Regions from separate parts of the Mus musculus genome. Here regions 1 and 3 are each linked to region 2. The links are chromatin contacts, found by POLR2A ChIA-PET in ENCODE. All regions are on one chromosome and are shown on one strand. The core of a region is the stretch at or near the end of the contact, and the rest is flanking DNA. Distances in the headings are between cores, read along the strand shown. Region 1 holds the start of Nup88 (nucleoporin 88). Region 2 holds the start of Spag7 (sperm associated antigen 7). Region 3 holds the start of Mis12 (MIS12 kinetochore complex component).

What was found. ChIA-PET counts read pairs that join two places held with the same protein, here RNA polymerase II (POLR2A).
Region 1: POLR2A ChIA-PET joins it to region 2 with 15 read pairs in embryonic stem cell. The contact joins the promoter of Nup88 here to the promoter of Spag7 in region 2. POLR2A ChIA-PET finds 5 or more read pairs at or near these places in 3 of 5 experiments (Patski and embryonic stem cell).
Region 3: POLR2A ChIA-PET joins it to region 2 with 38 read pairs in embryonic stem cell. The contact joins the promoter of Mis12 here to the promoter of Spag7 in region 2. POLR2A ChIA-PET finds 5 or more read pairs at or near these places in 3 of 5 experiments (Patski and embryonic stem cell).

The regions. Positions count from the first base shown.
Region 1 is chr11:70,968,496-70,971,510 of GRCm38, forward strand. It overlaps Nup88 (nucleoporin 88), which reads right to left and starts at 1,478. Exons shown (of 17, transcript NM_172394.3): 1 at 1,154-1,478. The coding sequence starts at 1,456. Rpain (RPA interacting protein) reads left to right here and starts at 1,704. Exons shown (of 7, transcript NM_027186.3): 1 at 1,704-2,092. The coding sequence starts at 2,012.
Region 2 is chr11:70,667,920-70,670,991 of GRCm38, forward strand. It overlaps Spag7 (sperm associated antigen 7), which reads right to left and starts at 1,497. Exons shown (of 7, transcript NM_172561.3): 1 at 1,278-1,497. The coding sequence starts at 1,362. It overlaps Camta2 (calmodulin binding transcription activator 2), which reads right to left. Exons shown (of 23, transcript NM_001190376.1): 20 at 2,972-2,992; 21 at 2,630-2,817; 22 at 2,427-2,501; 23 at 1,544-2,343. The coding sequence ends at 2,280.
Region 3 is chr11:71,018,102-71,021,144 of GRCm38, forward strand. It overlaps Mis12 (MIS12 kinetochore complex component), which reads left to right and starts at 1,510. Exons shown (of 3, transcript NM_025993.3): 1 at 1,510-2,088. It overlaps Derl2 (Der1-like domain family, member 2), which reads right to left and starts at 1,202. Exons shown (of 7, transcript NM_033562.4): 1 at 1,043-1,202; 2 at 211-276. The coding sequence starts at 1,135.

The DNA of each region.
Region 1 (3,015 bases), core at 228-2,727, 300 kb after region 2:
AAAAAAAAAAAGGGAGAAATTACCCCTGATCTTGCGGCCAGGGAACAAAGGCATGTTTTCTGTAGTTCCACACCACAGCTCTGGGTAATACCACAGGTCTTAAACATTCTAAACTTTCCCTGACATAACCCAGTAGGCGCTACTTGAGATTTTTCTTCTGTGTTCCTGGCCTCAAGCAGACTCTTGATACCCAGTAAATACATAAACTCGGAAGTATCAACAGATTACCATCTTATAACTGTACTGTAGAGAAAGGAAGAGCTTCAGGCCAAGTGTAAAGGTTCACGCCTTTATTCCCAGCACCAGATAAGGTGCAGGTGGCTCTGTTTGAGCTCCAGGTCACCCAAGGTCACAGGTAAGGCCCTAGATTACCTTCAAGCGCCTTGCAGCAAGCAGTACTGCTTCATCTACGTGGACTTAATATAAAAGAGTGATAGTTTAAGGGAGTTTCAATAATTTGTCATAGCATCATATAGCCTCAAAAATACTCTCACCCTGGTACTTCCTATTTCTTTTCTCATGACCATTTTAGATTTCTAATTTCTTTTTATTATTCGTAAATAATGATGAGACCATCAATATATTATTTACCTTAGTATGGAGAATTATACTAAGCCAAAAATCCTTTTAAATAAGGATTTCTTTTGAATATAATAATATTTCTAATTGCTTTTAAATCTGTAGGCCCATGTCTTTAAATGCCTGTTGTAGAACTGGGCAGTGGCAGCACATGGCTTAATCCTAGCTCTGATCAGGATCCTCCAGATCTCTGTTAATGAGGTCAGCCTGCTCTACAGAGTGCGTTCCAGAACAACCAGGGCTGTTAACCCTGTCTCAACAAACCCCTCCACCCCCACCGAAGCAAATCACAGATATTACGGAGCTTGTGCATGCTCTAGGTTTATGTCAGGTGCTGGACACACACACAGGCCTAGCCTCTGTTTTGGTGTTTATAAATGACTTAGACCCGTAATCTCAACACTCAGAGACTGGGGCAGGAGTTCCTGGCTAGCCTGGGCTACATAGTGATTCCAGACCAGATTGAGCTACAAAGCGGGGTCATTCCACTCGAAGTGGGGCGTTCCCAAAAGACGCCAGCCCAGGTCCGCCAACGAACCAAAAGGCTGATTGCTTTCACGATGGACCGGCGCACCTGATACTGGGAGAGAGGAGGCTCCACGCCACCACCGCTGGGGCCTCGAAGGCGAACCACCAAGAAGGCGCTGCCTTCTGCGTCCCACAGAAACAGTTCCCCTCCGAGGCCGAAGACCAGGTTTCTCGTCGGCAAATGCGGCGGCAGAGACGGGCACGAGGGTGAAGTCGAAGCCGCTGGCTTCTCCGCTTCGGCTGGACTCTGGTTTCTTACGCCCTCGCGGAGCCGCAAGAACACGACGTGGTTAGGAAGCCAGCTCTGCCACAGCTCCCCATCGCCCAAGGGCCCCACGGCAGCCGCCATCTTGAACTAACAGCTCAGGATTGAGGGGCGGGAGGAAACGAAGCCCGCTGCTGTGCGTAGCCAATCCGCGGCCAGCACTTCACAGCTTCAGCCTATCAAAGTGTAGGAATCTCGAGAAGTTGGCCCAATAAGAAAGAATCGCTAGAGGATAGACAGGGCCGCGGGTTGAAGCCAAGGTGGGCGGGGCGGGGCGGGGCGGAGTGGAGTGTAAGGATCGCTTTGGGGCTGCTGCTGGGCCAGTGAGGGGGTAGCGTTAAGGATGAGAGATGTGTGTCTGATTGTCTACTGGACAACTTCCTCTGGGTAAACCCAGAACTTTCTCTCAAGATTCACCTCCCTCAGCCCGGGTGGTGTTTACTTCTCAACTGTCACTGCTTCATCTATCCTCGGATTCCCCTAAATCTGTCACTGTGAGGGGATAGAAACTAGATACAATTCCAAGAAAGCCCGGCGGCCTGAAGTACAGACAGACTGCGCCGAGACTACAACTTCCAGAATCCTTTGCGCGCGGCTAAGGGGCGGTGATTTGGGCGCTGTTTCCCGCTAAGGGAGGAGATGGCAGAGTCCTCGGGGTCTCCGCACCGCTTGTTGTACAAGCAGGTGGGCTCGCCCCACTGGAAAGAAACTTTCAGGCAGGTGAGTGTGAAGTTTGGGTTGTCATCACTTCCCTAATCTTCCCAAGGACCTCTGTCCTCGGTGTGCTCGCTTCAGCACTGGTTGTGGAGCAGGTGCCCGGTGTGCCTGGCCAGCGAGGTGGATCTCTTGCTATAGGATTGGGTCCCGGCCGCCGCCCGGGCTGTTGGCCGGCGTAGGTGTTATGCTATCCTAGGATTCGACTTTGTTTCATATTTTAAGAGTCATGACAGCAGTAGCAACACCACCACCTAACGTTCGGTTACAGAGGGAAGCACTCCGTATGTATACGTCACGTGAGATAGAAGTTATTTCTCTCCTGAAGAACATCAGACACGGTTAGGAGAGTTGAACTTAAGCTCCGCCTTCTTCCGAACTCAAGTAGTTCCTTCTAAGAAGCAGCTTATCTCCCTGTTCAGCAGTCTCAAAAGGGTGGGTGTATTCCAGAAGAACCACCCAGAAAAACAATCTTCATGCTGAACATGTTGTGTGGAGTAGTGTTTCTCAACAGTGAGTGCTGACGTTTCGAAGGAGAACGTTCTATTATGGGAGGTGGTTCTGTACAATGTAGAACACTTAGATGCAGCAGCCTTGGTCTCTCCACCTACTAAATGGCACCAGTCAGTAGCAGTTCTTCAAGCAGAGCTGTGACAACCACTTGGGAACAAAAACTGTCCCGAGTTGGGGGTGGAGAGATGGCTCAAGAGTCCTTATGTTTCAGTAGCAGACCCGATGGCTGTAACTCCAGTTCCAAGTGGTCTATTGCCATCTTCTGGCCCTGGTGTGCATCAGCACTGGTGTGGTGCACATAAACTCATACAGGCACACACATAGACACAGGAAAAAAAATTAAAAACCCATACCAGGGTTGTAAAGTACTATTTTACAAGAAGACCATTACTATAGCCATTTGTACAATTCCAGGA
Region 2 (3,072 bases), core at 247-2,746:
GGTTCCAAATTCAGCTTAGTAACCTGAGACCCGAGGCAAGTGGCTAAAGCCTCCTATTCTGACGGCTGATGGGAGCACACCTATTACTCAGCTGAACATTAAGTAACTCTAACTCCTGTTTCCTATTAAGCTCTGCTTTCCCATAGCTTTCGAACAGACTGCACTCCCTTTACTGAGTTACCTATTCTTTGTTGCTCGGCTCATTTCAGACAAGCCTGGGACTCCCAATTAATCTTTCCTACACATGTATATTAATTGGTTATTAAAATTCCGTATGATCATTAATAAACGTCCCAGACATGGTCTATAATCTCCTTGATGAGCATCTTTGGCTTCACAAGTTTTGTAAATAAGGGAGTACAGATATTTAACAGTCTTTGAACATTCTGAAAGCATCCTGTCTTGCCTCCTTTGAGCAGATGGGTAGTAGGTGCGGGTAGGAGACTTATCCACGACCAAGGCTCACGTGGTTGGGAGCTGGATGCACCTAAGGCTATCCTTTCTATAAAGTCCTTCACATGCGCTCCAAGCCAATACAGGGCAGGCCACTTCGGGCCGCACCCTACCCTGGCTGCCAAACCCCAGCGAGCTTTCTGGTTAGCTACTCAGCGCGGGGGCTGGGAAGGAGAGATGGCGAATCGGAGCCTGCGGGGCATTCTCATCTCTCCAATCAACATCACGATCTAGTTGGGCAGCACAGGAATTTAAGGCTATAGTTAGGAAAGGGCGGTGGAAGGTATGAGGGACTGGGTCAACTCAAGAAGGGGCATAAAGATAGGAGGATCCAGCCAACCAATGGGAGGAGCTGAGGCTGAGGTCGGTCAGAAAAGGTAACACTTTAAAGGTAGAGCTTTTGGCTGAGCTAGCCAATAGAGGGGAACAGACGGGTGGATGGGCGTGCCCTAAACTCAATCGTAATAGAACTGGAGATTCGCGGGACCGAGGCGATGGATACGACATCCTCCAATCGGAAGAAAGGCATCCTACTAATCAGAGCTCACCAACAGCAGACAGGCAGGCCCGTTGACCAATCGCAAACAAGGACTGTAAAAGGCGAGGATAGGAAGAAGAGACTGGAGGTAGAAGGCAGGCTGAGGTAGCCAATCATTGTTTGCAAAAGACAGCGGGCGGGCCGACAGGCCTTTTAGGGACTCTGAGGGTCTCAGAAGTGGCCTGTGGGGGGTCTGTTAGGGTAGGAGGTGGCATTATTCAAAGAGGGAAGAGTGTGGTCCCAAGAATCGGGCGAAGATACGCGGTTGTGAATCTGGGATCCTCACCTCGGGCCTTGCGCCGACTCTCCTGGTCACCGAGGCTGGGTGGTTTCTCCATGGAGCTCAGGATGGAGCCCAGTAGGTCCGCCATCTTGGGAATGAGTGAGAGGGGGCGGTGCGTCTTAAAGGGAAGGACGAAATGCCTTTAAGGCCGGAAACACGTCGGAAGCGAAAAACCGCGCTGCTCCGCCCCGCTTAAGGCAGCGAGATGAGGCCGGCGACTTGCGTGGCGACCTTCCTACCCCGCCCCCAGCAGAGAGAGGCCGGAGGCTAGCTGGTGCAGAGACGTTTAATGGCAATTCGTATAAACCAAGCCCATGCACAAGTAGAAAGTGCTCGTGGAGCCAGCCGGGGGCTCCCGCCGCGCCAGGGAATCAGACGCCCGGCCGCGCAGCGCCTTAAATAGATTCTTCACTATACTCTGTATGTTACAGTTATGTACACACCCCTCCCCACGGGAGCGGGACTCCGCCTCGCGATCCTATGTACACCCCCTCCTCTTTGGCCCCTACGTGGGCGACCAGAGAGTCAGGGTGATGGGGAAGACAGGGCCAGGAAAGGAGGAAACAGACGCAAACATGCGGAGTCAAGGTGGGGGCAGTCACCCCTGAAACACGAGGGCGCGCGCAGCGAAGGCAGCGGTGGGGACCGAGGCGGATACATTCATCAGAGACTCTCGAACAAATAAATAAGGCAAGTCAGGAAGGTCCGAGTCAGGTGCAGGCAGGAACGGGGATATGGAGAAGGTGCAGGCAGGGCTCCGGAGGTCACAGCTGAAGATGCAGATATGTGGGGCGTGGGTCTTCTGGAGCCGGAGACCAAAAGAGGAGGCACAACCAGAAGGGAGGAAACGTGTAAGGCCTGGGGGCGGGGGTTCTACGAAGGGCTCCCAAAAAGGTGAAGGGGTGAAGAGCTGCCGACAGGGGGCTCCCCTAGTCCCGAAAGCCCTCTCCTTGTTTAGACAGCCAGAAGGGGCTCCCAGGGTTTTGAAGAAAGGCGTTGGAGAGGTCAGGTGGCCAGTCCTGGCTGGGGCAGCCCCTCCAGCTCCTGGTTCTGCTTCAGTTCCCTCATTCTGCGGAGAGACAGAGCCAAGTCAGAGGAGACTGATGGATCAGAAAAGGTGTCAGGGCAGAGAGGTAAGGATGGGGTTAGAACCTGTGTCGGCAGCGCCGCAGGAACCTCATTATTTTCCGGGCTGCCTGGTCTTGCTTCTTGGTGAGAAAGGTGCCCCTGGTGGGAAAGAAGAGTCCCCACTTTAAGACCATTGTAGGGAAAGGCTGGAGGGCCGATAGAGGTAGTGGGCATTAACAAAGAGGTAAACTGAGGGCTGTATAGGGGCAGGAAGGGGTGGTCCCTACTTGTTTCGAGCAGGAAGGGGGCCTGAGGGCCGGTGAGGAGGCCCCGGCCTGCGGCGGTAGGAGCGGTAGTGCTGCTGGATAAGCACCGCTGCTCGGCGGCTCTGCTGAAACCGCTTCTGTTCATAGTAGCTTCGGAACTTGCTCTGAATCAGGATGGCCGCCTGAGTCATTTTCTTATAGAGTGCAAACTGCAGGGAAGGAGAGGGGGGACAGGAGCTGAAATGGAGAGACAGAAATCCAAACCTCTGAAGGTCACCCTTCAATTAGGCTGATGTAGAGCCCGTTCTCTGACCCACCCACGGCTGAATCAGACTACTCACACCCAGATCTCATGCCTAATACCTTAAGTGCAATCCAGGTCAGCTTGTGGAAAGAGAGGGGACGTTAGGGCTCTCATAGCACAGAGATAGATAGGTTAGGTGGACGCGTGTTGGTATACTTTT
Region 3 (3,043 bases), core at 260-2,759, 350 kb after region 2:
CCAAATACTTAGCAGCTCTCAAACCATTCTAGAGTCCAACCAGGCTGTGGAATGCCCTCTTTACATCTCAAAAAGACCTGTAATCAGAGATTCCCCTACTGGGTTATTTTTTTTGAGACTCTATTTCACAGGATTTACTACTTACTAAACGATACGAAAAAAAAAAAGATAATGAAAACATTAATCACAGTTGCTATATAGACCACTTACTTGAAAATGTTTAAAAATTAATTCAGGATTGAAGTATAACTGAAAAGGTGTGATCAATTCCAACTGCTGAAATGGAAAAAGAGCTTCTTGAAGCCGATCAACCGCAAAACAAAATTTCATCATGAACCACGAAGGATGAGTAGATCTAATCATTTCTGTCCCTTGGAATACATTTCTGTCTTGCTTGTGACAGCTGGTAAGAGATTCTTTAGAATTTGCACAACCGTTTTGTATAAACACACAATGTCAGTTTGATGTTGCAATATTTGAGGATGCTATAAGGCAGGCGGGTGAGCATATTTTAGAGACAAGCCAACAGCATCTTTTACAAATCTGTGCGTCACGTGGTCACCACCTCAGCTAGGTGAGACAACTCGGAATAAGGGGTTTAACTAAGACCCTGCTACCATTAGGGATAGGTACAAGCGGCCAGACACTTATATCCATAGGCCGTCTTTTGAAAGATGTTTCCAGATAGCTCGAGATTTCTATACTCAATATAATAGTCTGTGAACCTAGCGGACCTCACTCCCACTAGTCACCTGGACCTCTCAGACACATTTTTGGGTGGGCGGCTCCCGCACTTCTGATTCACTACAGGTCTGGATTTCATTTGTCTGAAACTGACCTGGCCCTTCACGAAGGGGCACACCCTTCTCAGGTCACTGGCTTGGCACCCTTGGGAATATCCCAAACCCTAGAGTCAGCTCCGGATGTCTCCACCCACCCCTGGGACCAGACCCACTGGGCTTCTCCGCGGCCCAAACCCGTTTTCTGAAGACGCAGTCATAGCTAGCCTGGAAAAAGAGGATGTGGCGCCACAGCTGCTCACCACGGCCGCGGTGGTGAGGACGCAGGCGGTAGTATAGGCGCGGCTGACCGGCGGGATCTGCAGGTACTCCAGCCGGAGGCTCTGGTACGCCATCTTTCCCACCGCGCCTGCCCCCCTTCCCCTTCCGCCAGTATGCCAGGCGGCGGGGCGGACTCAAAGCTGGCCTTCAGCCTACCCACTCCTGTCCAATCAGCGCTGCGTACTCGGACAGCCACCAATCGCTGGCGCCTTGGGGCCGCTCACCCACCAATCAAGAGTTGCGCCTCTGCGTCGGTCCATCCTTACTTCTCCGCCTACCAACGCAGAGAGAAGGACCAGTTCCGTCCGCCAATCCCTGCCGGCCACAGCTAGCTTTCCCTCCTTGTCGCCTTCCTTTTACCAATCGCAGTGGCTCCTTTTGACCCACGGCTAGCCAATCAGGAGTGCGATCCAGCCCGCCTTGGCGTTCGTTCGCAGAGGCAGGTCTCAGTCGATTCGGAGGAGCCGGTGTTACCGCCTTCTTCCAGCCGCTGAGTGTAGCTTGAAGGAAGTGGCGGGAAGCCGGTGTGGGGCGGAATCCATCACTCCCGGGATCGCTTCGGTAGGGGCTGTGTGCTCTCCGAGGAGGAGCGGAAAGGGCGGGACCGAGGAGTGGCGTCGGGGCGGCGGAGCGTTCTGTAGGGAATCCCTCCGGTCTGGCCGGCCTGGGTACGGAGACCTAGAGTTCCCGGCATGCATCGCGGCCGCGGGGTAGTACGGGAGCTGGAGCTGAAGGAAGCGCTTCCCGTTCTGCGGTTTCTGGGCCTTGTCTGTGGCGGTCGTAGGCTCTGAAGTCCATTACATTCGTCGAGACGGTGTGAGGACCTCTCATGTTTATCTTCAGCCGCAGGAACTCTAATCTAGCAGAGAAGAGACGGTAGATGAAGGGAAAGCGGAGGCGGTTCTTCAGGGATGTGTATTCGAACTGGCTCTGGAATCTGCGCCTACTGCATGCTTACTTGAAGGAAAGAAAATAGAATTAGATTGGGCTGGAGCAAAGACTATCCTGACCGTGGCAGACGTGTTCAGTAAGTTATAAAGAAGCTTTAAAAATTGTGGGACAAAAAAATGCGACCGTCAAGACTGGTAGGAACCAAGTAAAAAGTTGGAGAGAATGGCATTTAGAAGGAAGACTAGAAAGCTGAAAGTAGTTGAACCGACCTGTGGCTCCTAGCCACTCTGAAGGCTGAAGCCAGAGGATTTGTTCCATCCTGAAGTTCTAGGCCAGTGTGGACAACGTAGAATGGGAGCAAACACTGGGGAGTGGTCTTAGCAACTTGTTGGTAAAACTGCATCTTTATAGCTACTGCCTCATTATAGCATTGGCAGTGTCCAACAGAGAAAAGGCAACATTGGAACTTTTCTCAAAACTGGAAGTTTGGATGTAGGTATTTGGTTATGTAATCATGGCGCATCAATCCAGGAATGGTGAAAACTTGGAGGCAAAGTTAGAGTGCAAACTTAAGAGAATTATAGGGTGCAAGTGGTCAGTTGATTGGGTAATTTGTAACAGATGACCAATCTATTCAGATAATGAAAATACAGTCTTTAGGAAAGTCATCTCAATAGAAACAACATATGTGAAGGTGGAAGGTGGAGGTAGTTTCAGTGTCCAAACAGTATGCGAAGCCATATGGTCTTAGTCTTCAAAATACAGTGTGGGTCTGGGAATCTCGTGCTAGAGTGCGTACTGGTATGTACAAAGGCCCTGGGAATACTCTTAGCTCTATAGGGAAGAAAAACAAGTTTATGACTACCAAATTCACAAAAGTTAGAGTATTGGTAGATACAAGAAGTTCTGGTCTACTCCAAGTGAGTGTAAAACAGCTTAGATATTCTGAGAATGTTTTGGCAATCTTTAGTGACATTATACATGCAAATAAAGTAACAAGTCCCCCAGAAGTTAGTATAGAAAAATCTCCATCATCCATCTGTTATGATTAGAAGATCAATTAATACCTCCAAGGCTCCTAGCAGTTAAAG